Regions from separate parts of the Homo sapiens genome. Here region 1 is linked to region 2. A link is an interaction called in ENCODE POLR2A ChIA-PET data of the cell type or tissue named here. Cell type or tissue: B cell. All regions are shown on one strand. Each heading gives the region's core, and the rest is flanking DNA. Links, peaks and the distances in the headings are about the cores only. Region 1 overlaps ZNF57 (zinc finger protein 57). Region 2 overlaps GNG7 (G protein subunit gamma 7).

Region 1 (7,607 bases), core at 1,188-5,187, 230 kb before region 2:
CCGGCCAACATAGTGAAACCCTGTCTCTACTGAAAATACAAAAGTTAGCGGGGCATGGTGGTGCATACCTGTAGTCTCAGCTACTTGGGAGGCTGAGGCAGGAGAATCGCTTGAACCCGGGAGGCGCAGAGGTTGTGAGCCGAGATCACACCACTGCACTTCAGCTTGGGCAACACAGCAAGACTATGTCTCAAAAATAAATAAATAAAATAAAAATAAGGTAAGACCTAAAGGAGGGAGTTAGCTTCAGAGATGATCACCACGACAGTCAGAATCAGTGGCCTGGTGGACGTGGCAGGTGTTGTAGCAATCCACACTAAATGTCTTCATGTTGGGAGAGCTCATGGAGATGTCTGGCTGAAAGTTAGGCAGCTGGTGTCTGTTGTAGAGACACTCTTCATTAACAGTGGCAGGAATGAGTACAATGATCCAGAAGGCTGTGTGCATGGTGCGCCTGTGTGCCACCTTTATGTCTCTGAGTATGCTGGCTCTACAAAGCGGGTAATGACTTCTCTAGTCCTGACTGCCAAACCTCATGCACAGTAGAAAATCAGCAGATTTTAACTTGGTGCCATAAAGGAAAGACATTCAGGGAAATGTCGTTCCCAGCCTTACACATATATCCGTAACAAAACCATCTACAGATTTCATTCTTGTTTTGTAGGTCCCCATTCCTAATTCAAAGGCTGCTGTCTAACTCCCAGTGAGAAATGAGGAAAAACAAATTGCAAAAGATGATTAGAGACTATACTTTATAGAGAACTCTGCATATTTACCAGGTTTTGCAAAAAAAAATTTGGTAAGGTACAATATATAAAATAGGTAAGTGATATCCACTATCTGTAGCAGTAGGCCAGTAAGAAATACCAAAGTTTTATTGTTGTAATGATCCCATACAGAAAAATATAGAAACTATAAAAATTATGTCATGTTTGGCCGGGCATGGTGGCTCACGCCTGTAATCCCAGCACTTTGGGAGGCCAAGGTGGGCAGACCATGAGGTCAGGAGATCGAGACCATCCTGGCTAACACGGTGAAACCCCATCTCTACTAAAAATACAAAAAATTAGCCAGGCGTGGTGGCAGGTGGCTGTAGTCCCAGCTACTTGGGAGGCTGAGGCAGGAGAATGGCGTGAACTTGGGAGGCGGAGCTTGCAGTGAGTGGAGATCGCACCACTGCACCCCAGCCTGGGTGACAGAGCAAGACTGTCTCAAAAAAAAAATAAAAAAAAAAATTGTGTCATGTTCAAAGTATGCTTCAAATCACCATGGGTCTAATACAGTTCGAAATGAAAATATTTAAGAGACAAAACACTTAACTATTAAAACTTAGGTACTATAGCTGAAAGAGGACTTAGAGAATTATTTTCTCACATAAACATTTATTTTTGAAAGAGCTGGAAATTCACGACTAATGGGTCTGTTTTACAAATGAGGTATTGACAAAGACAATATCATACTTGTAAGATTTCTCTCCTGGTGTGAATTTTCTGGAGCATTATACATGAATTAATGTGAGGTTACCCCATTAAAGTTATAGAATTTCTCTTTAGTGTGTGCTCTCACTGGTTTTAGAAAGAATGACTTGGCAACTGAAGGCTTTTGAGTATGACTGACATTCGTGGGATTTCTGTCCTGTGTGCATCCTCAGATGGTTCCGGAAGGAGGAGTGCCACTTGAAGGACATCCCACATTGTTTACATTTGTGAGGTTTCTCTCCAGTGTGCATCCTCACATGATTATGTAAGGTTGAGGACCAAGTGAAGGTTTTTCCACATTGTTTACACTCATAAGGCTTCTCTCCAGTGTGCATCCTCAAATGACCTTGGAATGCTCTGGAAGAGGTAAAGGCCTTCCCACAGTGTTCACATTTATGGAGCTGCTCTTGCGTGTGAATTCTCACATGTTCTCTAAACGTTGAGGACCAAGTGAAGGTTTTTCCACATTGTTTACACTCATAAGGCTTCTCTCCAGTGTGCGTCCTCAAATGACCTCGGAATGATCTGGAAGAGGTAAAAGCCTTCCCACATTGTTCACATTTATAGAGCTGCTCTTGCGTGTGAATTCTCACATGTTCTCTAAACGTTGAGGACCAAGTGAAGGCTTTCCCACATTGTTTACACTCATAAGGTTTCTCTCCAGTGTGCGTCCTCAAATGACCTTGGAATGATCTGGAAGAGGTAAAAGCCTTCCCACAGTGTTCACATTTATAGAGTTTGTCCCCAGTGTGGATCCTCATGTGGACTCGCAAGGTTTCAGACCAACTGAATGTTTTCCCACACTGCTTGCATTCATAGGGCTTCTCTCCCGTGTGCGTCTTCTCATGTCTTTGAAAAGCCTGGGGGTAAGTGAAGGCTTTCCCACAGTGCTGACATTTATAGGGCTTCTCTCCAGTGTGTGTTGTCATGTGTCTTTGAAATGTCGAGGGATAAATGAAGGCTCTCCCACATTCCTGACATTTATATGGCCTGTCTTTTGTGTGAGTTCTCACATGTCTAGTGAAGCTTGCGAACCCATTAAACGCCATCCGACACTGCTCGCATTTGTAGGTTTTCTCTGCTGTGTGAGTCTTTACGTGGTGGGAGAGGTAACGAGGATGTTGGAAAGTTTGCCCACATGCTTGACACTTATACGGCTTCTCCTCAGTGTCAGTTCTTCCGTGACTGTGTAGGTGTGAGGGACAAATGCAGGCCTGCTTACATTCCTCACCTGGAGGTGCTTTTCGTCCACAGTGAGACTTGACGTGCCTTTTAAGAGAAGAAAGATGCGTGAAGACTGTCCTGCACTTGGTGCATTCATATGGTTTTTCTCCAGCAGAAACTTTCTTGTGCAGGGTAAGATCTGGCATTTGATGGATGGCTTCTCCATATTGATTACCTTCATTATGTGTACAGAATCTGTCCACCATATGATTTCTGTTAAAAATGAGAGACATTTTTATGTATGGTATGTTTAGTAATGATGTGTTGAGATGTATTAACAAGTATTAGAAATAATGTCTAACTACATTTCAGTATACGTGAAGTTTTTCTATTCTGAATTGTTTGAAGAGACATATTTTTTAATGCAGTATTTATTATATATGGGGTTTTCCTGTAATTTCTTTTTATTTATTTATTTTTTGAGATGGAGTCTCACTCTGTCACCCAGGCTGGAGTGCAGTGGCGCAATCTCAGCTCACTGCAAGCTCTGCCTCCCAGGTTCACAGCATTCTCCTGCCTCCGCCTCACAGGTAGCTGGGACTACAGGTGCCTGCCACCACGCTCGGCTATTTTTTTTTTGGTATTTTTAGTAGAGGCGGGTTTTCACCATGTTAGCCAGAATGGTCTTGATCTCCTGACCTCGTGATCCGCCTGCCTCAGCCTCCCAAAGTGCTGGGATTACAGGCGTGAGCCATCGCGCCCGGCCCCCTGTAATTACTTCTAACAATTATGTTTCAAATTCTCAATGTCTTAGTCAAATACAAATTTTTTTTTTTGGTTAAAATTCTGAGGAATAAACAAATTTGGAGCAATGCTTATATTTGGAGCAATACTTAGATATATATTTAATTGCATACAAGGATTTTTCTCTTGTGAGTGCAACTCACCTCAGATTTTTGTGGTGGTCTTCAGTGCCATAGCCTTCACAATTTTTTTCTAAAGTGTAGGCACAGGAATTATTTCCTGTGAAGTTTGGTATTGTCTGTTCCTTAGATTTTTCTTGCCCGTACATATCCTGCAGAGAAACTGACCCATTGGCTTTAAATTGAGTCCCATCATCTGCAACAAAAAAGTAAACAAATCTCAAAAGGAATAAGACACGTATTAAGCAAAGGAAGACACTGAGGAGTTTAGCATTTTGAGGACCTCATCAATAACAGACATAAGGGGTCAAAATGTTAGGTATTTCACAAACACAGTAAGTCACAGGTATCAAACAAGGAACCACTCTGTGATCCTAAATGACCAGTGAAATCTATACCCCTACTAATGACACTAAAGGAACTTCAAGTCCTTTAAACCAAGACAGAAATAACATCTGTTTCACACATGTTTTCACTGTTAGGGAATAATGACTAGATTCTAGGTCCATGGTGGCTGTGAACATGTCTGTCTTAGTCCTTTCCCACATTTCACATCTTGCAACAGAACTGATGAGAAAGAAATGAGTTCATTAAAAACCAAGGGAAGGAATGATGCCATCCTCACCTACTGAGGCCAGGTTCCGGAAGGTCTCCAGCATCACATCTCTGTAGAGGTCCCTCTGAGCAGAATCCAGCAAAGCCCACTCCTCCAGGGTGAAGTCCACAGCCACATCCTCAAAGACCACTGAGTCCTAAGACAAACCACACAGGTGTGCAGGAGGATTGGAGACACTGAAAGTACTGGGGAACTGGACTCAATTCATAAATTCAAACAAGATTCTGTGGTGTCCCAACACCTCCTCTATGACGCGAATGTTAGATCTTTTACTTATTCACAATCACTTCCTAGTAAACTTCATGGCACCACTATCAGTCTGAACTTATCTCTGCCTTTTTACTGCGACTGCTCTTATTTTCCTCTACCAGGAGGGTCTAGAGAAATGCTATGCAAATGAAGTAACTTTTCCATTTGAAACGTTGCATAACGCAGCAGGCCTCGGTTGTCCAAACGATGCACATTTCATAGGACTTTCGGAAAAGCCTTCCACCAGCTACTGCAGAAAATGGTAAGTCCTTGGAATCCCCTGCCTGGTGAGGGGATCTTTGTATGGACGGGCCTGAGGCTGGCCAGGGAGTTTCTAACAATGTGACTTAAGAATTCCTGTCTTTGTCTGCCTGGAGCCCTAGGCAACATTGTATCCGTTTTCCCCCTTTATTCCCCTTTATTTTCTTAAATTATTTTAAAGGCAACTGTATGAATATGTTTGGAAAGCACTGTTGGATGTATAACACATAAGAATACCTATTTGCCAATAACAGCACAGAGGAGGAGGGTGGGAGGGAGCAAAGGCATATTTAAGCAAAGGGACATGACTACAGATGGTAAAGTACTAATTAAAACGCACTGTTTTGGCATATAATATTCATGGATGTAGCATGTATTCATATTGCCATAGAAGTTGGAGGGGCAGGAAGGAATAGAGCTACACACGCAGCATTTCTGTATCTCACTGGAATCGAGCGATGAATATAAACCCGAAGCTCATCTGATAAGCCTCGCATTGACAATACAGTAACCCCTAAAGAGACCAACAAACAGTAAAAAGTTAAACAACTGAAAGGTTTCATTAGAAAATACTTAATGAAAATGAAAGTAGTGGCCGGGTGCAGTGGCTCACGCCTGTAATCCCAGCACTTTGGGAGGCCGAGGCAGGCAGATCACCTGAGGTCGGGAGTTTGAGACCAGCCTGACCAACATGGAGAAACCCCCGTCTCTGCTAAAAATACAAATTTTGCTGGGCATGGTGGTGCGTGCCTGTAATCCTAGCTACTCAGGAGGCTGAGGCAGGAGAATCACTTGAACCCAGGAGGTGGAGGTTGCGGTGAGCCAAGATTGTGCTCTCCAGCCAAGAATGTCACTCTAGCCTAGGTGACAGAGCAAGACTCAAAAAAATAAATAAAAATAAAAGAAATGGATAATTAAAAATACAAGTTGAAACATAAACACCCATTCTTTTTTCTTTTTTAGTTGAGCACAGCATCATCAATTACCCCACTTTTTAATGAGAGAACATCTAGGTGAAATACGAGGAAATAAAATAATTGAACACTATAAGTCATTTAGACATAGCAGACATCTGCAGAACACTGAACCCAACAACAGCAAAACACACATTCTTCTCAAGTGCAGAAGAACGTTCTGTAAAAGAGACCCTTTGCTAGGCCATAGAAGAAACCTCAACACATTTTAAACAATAGAAATACAAAATATTGGCCGGGCGCGGTGGCTCACGCCTGTAATCCCAGGATTTTGGGAGATCAAGGCAGATGGATCGCTGGAGCTCAGGTGTTCGAGACCAGCCTGGGCAACATAGTGAGACCCTGTCTCTACTAAAAATGCAAAAATTTGCTGGGTATGGTGGCACACACGTGGATTCCCAGCTACTTGGGAGGGTGAGGCACGAGAACTGCTTGAAGACAGAAGTTGCAGTGAGCTCTGATCACATCACTGACAGAGTGAGAGTTAGTCTCCCCCCACCAAAAAAAAAACCAGAAATAAGTATGTTCTCTGACCACAATGGAATGAGAAATGAAATCTGAAACTAATACAGAAAATTTGGCAAATTCACTAATATGTGGATATTAACACACTCCTCCATAACTAATGGATCAAAGAGAAATCAAAAGGGAAATACTTCGAGATGGATGTAAAATAAAGACATAATATACCAAAACTTATATAAAGGAAGTTAATAGCTATAAATACCTATCCTAAAGATTGCAAATCAACAACCTAACGTGGTCCACCTCGACACAATAGGAAAATAAAACTAAACCTAAGCAATTAGGAGTAAGGAAATAATAAATATTACAGGCAAATTAATGAAATAGAGAACAGTAAAACAATAGAGAAAAATCAATGAAACCAAAGCTAGTTGTTTGAAAAGATCAAACAAAACTGATTTAGCAGCCAGGCACAGTGGCTCACACCTGTCATCTCAGCACTTTAGAGGTGGGTGGATCACAAGGTCAGCAGTTTGAGACCAGCTGAGCCAATATGGTGAAACCCCGTCTCTACTAAAAACACAAAAATTAGCTGGGCGTGGTGGCGGATGCCTGTAATCCCAGCTACTCAGGAGGCTGAGGAGGGAGAATCGCTTGAACCCAGGAGGCAGAGGTTGCAGTGAGCCGAGATCGCACCATTGCACTCCAGCCTGGGTGACAGGGCAAGACTCAGTCTCAACAACAAAAAAGTGGGGAAAGGATGTAAATAGACATTTCTCCAAGAAAAATAAACATTGTCAGTAATTAGTCATCAAAGAAATGCAAATCAAAACAAAAAGGAGATACCACTTCTCACCCACTAGGATGGGTAAAATAAAAAACTAAAAAAGAAAATAAGTTTTGGCAAGGATATGGAGAAACAGGAATCTTCACACATTGCTGGTGGGAATGTAAAATGGTACAACCAATTAAGAAAACAGTGTGGCAGTTCTTTTTAAAAGTTAAATGACTTCTAGTTTTTGGTCCAGCATGTAAGGAGCTTGGAAGTTATTATTCCCTTGTAACAAAAAGCTGAACAAACTGAAACCTCAACAAGCTCTTCTTCCATCCTTCAGAGAACTGATGTCACAAGGCAAGCTCTGCCCCCTCAAACTGAAGAGAGAGGCGGATACAGAGAGTCATAACTTACCAGAACACGCAACCATGAACAGAAGCCTCTGTGGGAACCGTTACTTAGATGGGAAACCCTGAGCTGTAACTGATGAATTGCTGGGGGCACAGCGGGCCCAAGTCTGAGTTAGCAATCTCAGGGGGCCCAGTCTTGTAGAGGAGAAGAATAATGATTTTGAAATAGGCTAGATATTTCTGCTCTTTCTCACCGGGCCTTTCCCTTAAAACTATTTGATCAGAGCCTCACCTGTTGGGGTTTCATCAGTGTCTAAATTACCTGTGGAAAGAGATGTATCCCCCATCATCT
Region 2 (7,607 bases), core at 1,721-5,720:
GCCTCCATAATGAGAAGGGCTTAATGATTTGGGAACAATTTTATATAATTATTTTTTTTCCCCTATAACACGGTGCCATGCATAGTATGATTGGCATTTTTTTCCCCCTTTTTTTTTGCATTATTTTTATTTTTGTTTATTTTTTTCTTATTTATTTATTTATTGTATGTATTTATTATGTTGGGGCAAACATAATTGTGGTCTTTGCCATTAAAAGTAATATTTTTTAAATTTACATTTACATTTTTTTTTGAGACAGAGTCTTACTCTGTCGCCCAGGCTAAGTGCAGTGGAGTGATCATGGCTCACTGTAGCCTCCAACTCCTGGGCTCAAGCGATCCTCCCACCTCAGCCTCCTGAGTAGCTGGGACCACAGGCACGCAACCCCGTGCCTGGCTAATTTTTGTTTTATTGTAGAGATGAGGTCTCGCTATTTTGCCTAGGCTGGTCTCGAACTCCTGAACACAAGTGATCCTGCCACCCCGGACTCCCAAAGTGTTAGGAGGACAGACGGGAGCCACTGTGCCCGGCTAACAATGGGTTCATTTCTCTCAACTCCACACTTTATTCAAATGTCATTAATCTTCCCCTAATGTCCTTTCCTGCCCCAGGACCCATCTAGAATCCCACGTGACATTTAGCCGGCTCGTCTCCGGGGGTTCTTCCAGGTTGGGACCATGTCTTAGATGTTCGTTACCTCTCGTGACCTGGACGGTCTTAGGGGGACCGGCTGGGTATTGTGCAGACTTACTTCTGATCTAGGTTTGTCAGATATTTCTCTCGTGATCAGACCGGGGTTACGGGTTTCGGGAAAGAACACGTAGGGGTGAGGTGCCCTGTTGCTCTCTCCCTGCTGGGGATCCTTGAGACCCTGGTGACTTCCTACTGGTGCTGTTAACCTGGTTCTCCCAGCCCAGGTGGCCTTAGCCCACCTACCAGCTACTCTGAGGTCATTCTTGCTGAGGGAACTCCCCACTTCCCCAGAGCACTGACACCGACTCCATCCTTCGTACGGCAAACTTTGCTTTTCATCTTTGCATCATGATTTCTTTTTTCTTTTGTTGAGACGGAGTCTCGCTCTGTCGCCCAGGCTGGAGTGCAGTGGCGCGATCTTGGCTCACTGCAAGCTCCACCTCCTGGGTTTACACCATTCTCCTGCCTCAGCCTCCCGAGTAACTGGGACTACAGGCACCCGCCACCATGCCCGGCTAATTTTTTGTTATTTTTAGTAGGGACGGGGTTTCACCGTGTTAGCCAGGATAGTCTCGATCTCCTGACCTTGTGATCTGCCCAGCTCGGCCTCCCAAAGTGCTGGGATTACAGGCGTGAGCCACCGCGCCCGGCTATTTTATCTGGAGGCAGAGTTTTGTTCTTGTTGCCCAGGTTGGAGTACAGTGGCACGATCTCAGCTCACTCAGGTTCAACTGATTCTCCTGCCTCAGCCTCCCAAATAGTTGGGATTACAGGTGCGTGCCACCTTGCCCGGCTAATTTTTTGTATTTTTAGTAGAGATGGGGTTTCGCCGTGTTGGCCAGGCTGGTCTCGAACTCCTGACCATGTGATCTGCCTGCCTCGGCCTCCCAAAGTGCTGGAATTACAGGCGTGAGCCACCGCGCCCGGCATCATGATTTAAACTTCTTGGCCAGGCTGGTGGCTTACTCCTGTCATGCCAGCACTTTTTTTTGTTTGTTTGTTTTTTGAGATGGAGTTTCACTCTTGTTGCCCAGGCTGGAGTGCAATGGTGCGATCTCGGCTCACCGCAACCTCTGCCTCCCGGGCTCAAGCGATTCTCCTACCTCAACCTCCCAACTAGCTGGGATTACAGGCATGGGCCACCATGCCTGGCTAATTTTGTATTTTTAGTAGAGGCAGGGTTTCTCCATGTTGGCCAGGCTGGTCTCGAACTCCTGACCTCAGGTGATCCACCCGCCTCGGCCTCCCAAAGTGCTGGCATTACAGGTGTGAGCCACCATGCCCAGCCTAACCCCAGCACTTTGGGAGGCCAAGATGAGAGGATTGCTTGAGCCCAGGAGCTTGAGACCAGCCTGGACAACATAGTAAGACACCATCTCTACAAAAAAGAGAAAAAAATTAACTGAGTATAGTGGCGCATGCCTGTAATCCCAGCTACTCGGGAGTCCGAGGCAGGAGGGTCGCTTGAGCCCAGGAAGTTGAGGCTGCAGTGAGCCAAGATCATGCCCCTGCACTCCAGTGTGGGTGACAGAGCCAGACCTTGTCTCAAAAAAAAAAAAAAGAAAAAAAGTGGCCAGGCGCGGTGGCTCACGCCTGTAATCCCAGCACTTTGGGAGGCCGAGGCGGGCGGATCACGAGGTCAGGAGATCGAGACCATCCTGGCTAACACGGTGAAACCCCGTCTCTACTAAAAAATACAAAAAGTTAGCTGGATGTGGTGGCGGGCGCCTGTAGTCCCAGCTACTCAGGAGGCTGAGGCAGGGGAATGGTGTGAACCTGGGAGGCAGAGCTTGCAGTGAGCCGAGATCGTGCCACTGTACTCCACCCTGGGCGAGAGAGCGAGACTCTGTCTCAAAAAAAAAAAAAAAAGAAAGAAAAAAAGTAAGTAAAGTCTCTTTTGACCCCACCCTACAAAGGCTCCGCTCCTTGGGATCGTTTCAGGGTGTTGGAAACTCGTCGTCTTCCCCATCTTGGCGGCAAACACTGAAGAGAGCTCAGGAGAGACATCTCCCTTCTGATTGGAGACATATGCGTCCTGCCGGTCCCGAATGTGTTGCGGGGATTGGCCGGGATCCCAGTGCTGGAGACTGAAGCAAGCAGGCACCGGGCCGGGGTGTTGAGCGCAGCTTTGCCTGAGATGCAACATTTTTAAAAAGGAGGGGGGAGGCCGGGTACGGTGGCTCACGCCTATAATCCCAGCACTTTGGGAGGCCGAGGTGGGTGGATCACCTGAGGCCAGTAGTTGGAGACCAGCCTGGCCAATGTGGTGAAACCCCGTCTCTACTAAAAATACAAGAATTAGCCAGGCGTGGTGGCGGGTGCCTGTAATCCCAGCTACTCGGGAGGCTGAGGCAGGAGAATCGCTTGAACGCGGGTGGCGGAGGTTGCAGTGAGCTGAGATCGCACCACTGCACTCCAGCCTGGGCGACAGCGTGAGACTCTGTCTCAAAAAAAAAAAAAAATGCTGAGACAGAGACCACACACGGCTGGGAAACTGCCTGACAGCTGGCACTTTCTGCCCCCTGGCCTCTGGGACCAAGATGACACCCCTGGGTCCACATTCTCGCTCTGATGAAGTGTCTGGTAAAGGCAGAGGATTGTTGGAAAGCAGGATATCGGTGGGGGCTGAGGTGGGGTTGGAGTGTCCTTGGAAAGTGAAACTGGGCCGGGACAGGAGAGCTCTGGCGAGAAAGAGCTCAGGCCTCCTCTCGCGGGGACAGTGAATGGGGCCCTTTGTTTTGCCAAGGCCCTTTTCTTAGTGGCCTCTTTTCACTGGGCAAACAACGGCAGGGTGTCGCTGGGTGTTCAAGGCCGTCCCCTGCCCACCAGGCCCTCGTCTCGGGAGGAGGACACCGGGCGGTCACGGACGTTACTGGGCATCCGACGTTTGACACACAGTGGACGGGGCCTCGTGACTTCCCACCCTGTCCCCCGTCTCTGACTCTCAGCTGCTTCCCCTCTCTCACTTTCTTTTGTTTTGCTTCCCTTACTTTACTTTGAGACAGGGTCTCCCTCTGTCACCCAGGCTGGAGTGCAGTGGTGCGATCACAGCTCCCTGCAGCCTCTGCCTCCTGGGTTCCAGCCATCCTCCTGTCTCAACCTCCCAAGTAGCTGGGACCACAGGTGCATGCCACCACGCCCGGCTGATTTTTAAATTTTTTTGTAGAGATGGGGTCTTGCTATATTGGCCAGGCTGGTCTCCAACCCCTAGGCTCAAGCTATCCTTCAGCCTCGGCCTCCCAAAGTGCTGAGATTACAGGTGTGACCCACTGCACCCAGCCTTCTCTTCATTTTTCATTGTGGTAAATTACATGTAACATAAAATTTCCCCGTTTAACCATTTTTTGGGTACATTTAACCAACCACTGTCCCCTCCAGAACTTTCTCATCTTCCCAAACTGAAACTGTGTCCTCATGAAGCACAGACTCCCCAGCCCCCTCCCCAGCCCCTGGCACTCCCATCCTACTTTATTTTCTTTTTTCTTTCTTTTTTTTTTTTAGACAGAGTCTCGCTCTTGTCACCCAGGCTGGAGTGCAGTCGTGCGATCTTGGCTCACTGCAACCTCTGCCTCCTGGGTTCAAGCGATTCTCCTGCGTCAGCCTCCTGAGTAGCTGGGATTACAGGCGTGTGCCGCCACGCCTGTCTAATTTTTGTATTTTTAGTAGAGACAAGGTTTCTCCATGTTGGCCAGGCTGGTGTTGAACTCCTGACCTCAGGTGATCCACCCGCCTCGGCCTCCCAGAGTGTTGGGATTACAGGCGTGAGCCACTGCGCCCGTCCAATTTTTGTATTTTTAGTAGAGACGAGGTTTTTCCATGTTGGCCAGGCTGGTCGTGAACTCCTGACCTCAGGTGATCCACCCGCCTCGGCCTCCCAAAGTGCTGGGATTACAGGCATGAGCCACTGTGCCCGGCCCCCATCCTACTTTCCGTCTCTGTGAATCTGAGGGCTCTGGGAACCTCTTAGGAGTGGATCACGGAGGATGTGTCCTTCTGTGCCTGGCTTCTCTCACTGAGACTGAGGTCCTCAAAGTGCATCCTCATCGTGGCCTGTGTCAGGATTGCCTGCTGTTGAAGGCTGAATCATACTCCGGGGTGTGTATGGACCACGCTACGTTGATCCGTGCATCCGTCCAGGGTCACTTGTGTCGCTACCACTTTGGGGCCTCCATCAACAGCACTGGTGCGGGCCGGGCACGGTGGCTCACGCCTGTCATCCCAGCACTTTGGGAGCCTGAGGCAGGCGGATCACGAGGTCAAGAGATCGAGACCATCCTGGCCAACATGGTGAAACCCCGTCTCTACTAAAAATACAAAAATTATCCGGGCGTGGTGGCGGACCCCTGTAATCCCAGCTACTCGCGAGGCTGAGGCAGGAGAATTGCTTGAACCCAGGAGGAGGAGCTTGCAGTGAGCCGAGATCGCACCATTGCACTCCAGCCTGGGCGACAGAGTGAGACTCCATCTCAAAAAAAAAAAAAAAAAAATGGCCAGGCTGGTCTCGAACTCCTGACCTCAAGTGAGCCACCTGGCTTCAGCCTCTCCAAGTGCTGCGATTACAGGCGTGAGCCACCGCGCCCGGCCCCATCATTTATTTTTAAACCCATAGACTTGCTGGTCGCACTTCTGTGCCCGGTGGGATTTTTGTCCATTTGACGTCGCTTTTGCAGCTCGGCCCCCTGGGGCTGAGGGCGGATTTGAGCTCCTCTGGCCGATGCTGTCCACCAGCTCCCTAGCCAGCCCCTGCAGGAGCTCCTTTCTTGTTTCTGCACGGGTACCTCCCGGCAGCAAGCCCGTCCCTGCCCGAGCTGGCCCGTCCCTGTGCAAGAGCCGGTCAGCCCCAGGCAGGTTTTTCACAGCTCAGTTAATTTCCCTCCCTCCTCCTCCAGGGTCTCTCTCTTGTTTTTCTCCTCACCTGGAATGCCCTCGGTTCAGGCTTTCACCATCTCCGCCTGCTCCAGCTCCCCTGTTTCTTCTCCCTGTCTGATGTCACCTTGTGCTTCAGTGACACCTTGAAGTTTCCGGGCTCCCACCCGCCTCCCCACTGCCAGTCTTTATCAGAGCCTGCATCTTCTTCTTTGGCCTGAGCATCGTTTTTGTTTGTTGGCTTTATCTGTAGAAGAGGCTCCTACCTCAAGAGCAGGTAAGAAGACCACACAGAAGGCGTGGAGAGTATCTAGCAGGTATTCCGGGGAAAATAGTCTTTTTAAAAAAATTAGAGATGCGGGTCTTGGCCGGGAGTGGTGGCTCACACCTGTAATCCCAGCATTTTGGGAGCCGAGGCAGGCACATCACCTGAGGTCAGGAGTTCGAGACCAGCCTGGCCTCCCACCCAGGCTGGCCTAGGGCAACATAGTGAGAACCCATCTCTATTTTTTTTTTTTGAGACGGAGTCTTTCTCTGTCGCCCAGGCTGGAGTGCAGTGGCACAATCTCGGCTCACTGCAACCTCTGCCTCCCGGGTTCAAGCGATTCTCGTGCCTCAGCGTCCCGAGTAGCTGGGATTACAGGCATGCGCCAGCACGCCCAGCTAATTTTTGTATTTTTACAAAATTTAAAGAGATGGGGTTTCACCACGTTGGCCAGGCTGGTCTCGATCTCCTGACCTCGTGATCTGCCCGCCTCGGACTCCCAAAGTGCTGGGATTACAGGCGTGAGCCACCGTGTCCTGCCGGGAGTCCTTATTCAGTGAGCCCAGGATGGAATCTTCTAGAATGCAGTAGACTGTTATTTGAATGCCTCCCTCACTCCTACAGTTGCAGCTGCAGGTTTCCGATTGCCCCTCACCCCAGCATTGCAGTTACCCCCAGAGCAACCCCTGGCAGCTCTTCTGAGGCTCTGTCTTCAGATGAGGAAACCAAGGCTCATGGCGTGGAGTGGGAGACTTCACCGGATGGGGTGGGAGCAGGGGCAGGGATGACCCCTGCCTCCCTGTAGCTCTTCTTTTTTTTTTTTTTTTTTTTTTTTTGAGATGGAGTCTCGCCCTGTTGCCCAGGCTGGAGTGCAGTGGTGTGATCTCTGCAACCTCCGTCTCCCGGGTTCAAGTGATTCTCCTGCCTCAGCCTCCTGAGTAGCTGGGACTACAGGTGCGTGCCACCACGCCTGGCCAATTTTTGTATTTCTAGTAGAGACGGGGTTTCGCTATGTTGGCCAGGCTGGTCTCGAACTCCTGACCTCGTGATCCGCCCGCCTTGGCCTCCCGAAATGCTGGGATGACAGGTGTGAGCCTCCGTGCCCAGCTCGCCCTGTAGCTCTTTTATGAGATGGCTCTGTCTGCATTTTGCACAAACTCTTTCATCTCCGTGATGGAACCAGCCACGTTTCCTTGCACATTTTTCCAGGTAAAACTCCGGCTTCCTTCTAGCTGTGGAGTTGATTATACCAGGACCCCTCATGTTAAAAACTATCAGCTTCAGGCCGGGCGCGGTGGCTCACGCCTGTAATCACAGCACTTTGGGAGGCCAAGGTGGGTGGATCACCTGAGGTGAGGAGTTCAAGACCAGCCTGGCCAACATAGTGAAACCCAGTCTCTGCTAAAAATACAAAATTAGCCGGGCGTGGTGGCGCGCGCCTGTAATCCCAGCTACTTGGGAGGCTGAGGCAGGAGAATCCCTTGAACCTGGGAGGCGGAGGTTGCAGTGAGCTGAGATTGCGCCACTGCACTCCAGCCTGGGCAACAGAGCAAGACTCCATCTCAAACAAAAACAAAGAAACAGAAACTATCAGTTTCACTTGAAAACATGCTCCGCATCAGTCCTCAGGGAAATGCAAATCAAAGCCATGGTGAGATACCACTTCACACCCAGTAGGATGGCTAGAATTAAAAAAACCAAAACAACAAACAATCACAAGGGCTCACGGGGAGGTAGAGACACGGGGATCCTCATGCGTCGCTGCTGGGAACATCATGTGGTA

Evidence for each region. ChIA-PET counts read pairs that join two places held together with the same protein. Peaks named below come from ENCODE experiments on the same cell type or tissue, not always from the same donor. Only the 100,000 strongest peaks of a DNase experiment are listed, where the experiment ranks them.
Region 1: POLR2A ChIA-PET joins it to region 2 with 5 read pairs; 3 of 35 experiments call an interaction of 5 or more read pairs at or near these places.

Annotation. Positions count from the first base shown.
Region 1 is chr19:2,912,232-2,919,838 of GRCh38, reverse strand. ZNF57 (zinc finger protein 57) reads right to left here. Exons shown (of 4, transcript NM_173480.3): 2 at 4,191-4,317; 3 at 3,590-3,761; 4 at 1,366-2,915. The coding sequence ends at 1,550. Among named protein-coding and RNA genes, the nearest start is that of ZNF57, 15 kb to the right of the region's middle. In B cell, for the core only: no CTCF peak of the experiment used is centred there; no DNase peak of the experiment used is centred there.
Region 2 is chr19:2,681,709-2,689,315 of GRCh38, reverse strand. All of the region lies in intron 1 of GNG7 (G protein subunit gamma 7), which reads left to right. Among named protein-coding and RNA genes, the nearest start is that of GNG7, 17 kb to the left of the region's middle. In B cell, for the core only: no CTCF peak of the experiment used is centred there; DNase peaks (open chromatin) are centred at 2,717, 3,285, 4,772 and 5,545; H3K27ac peaks cover 2,367 bases.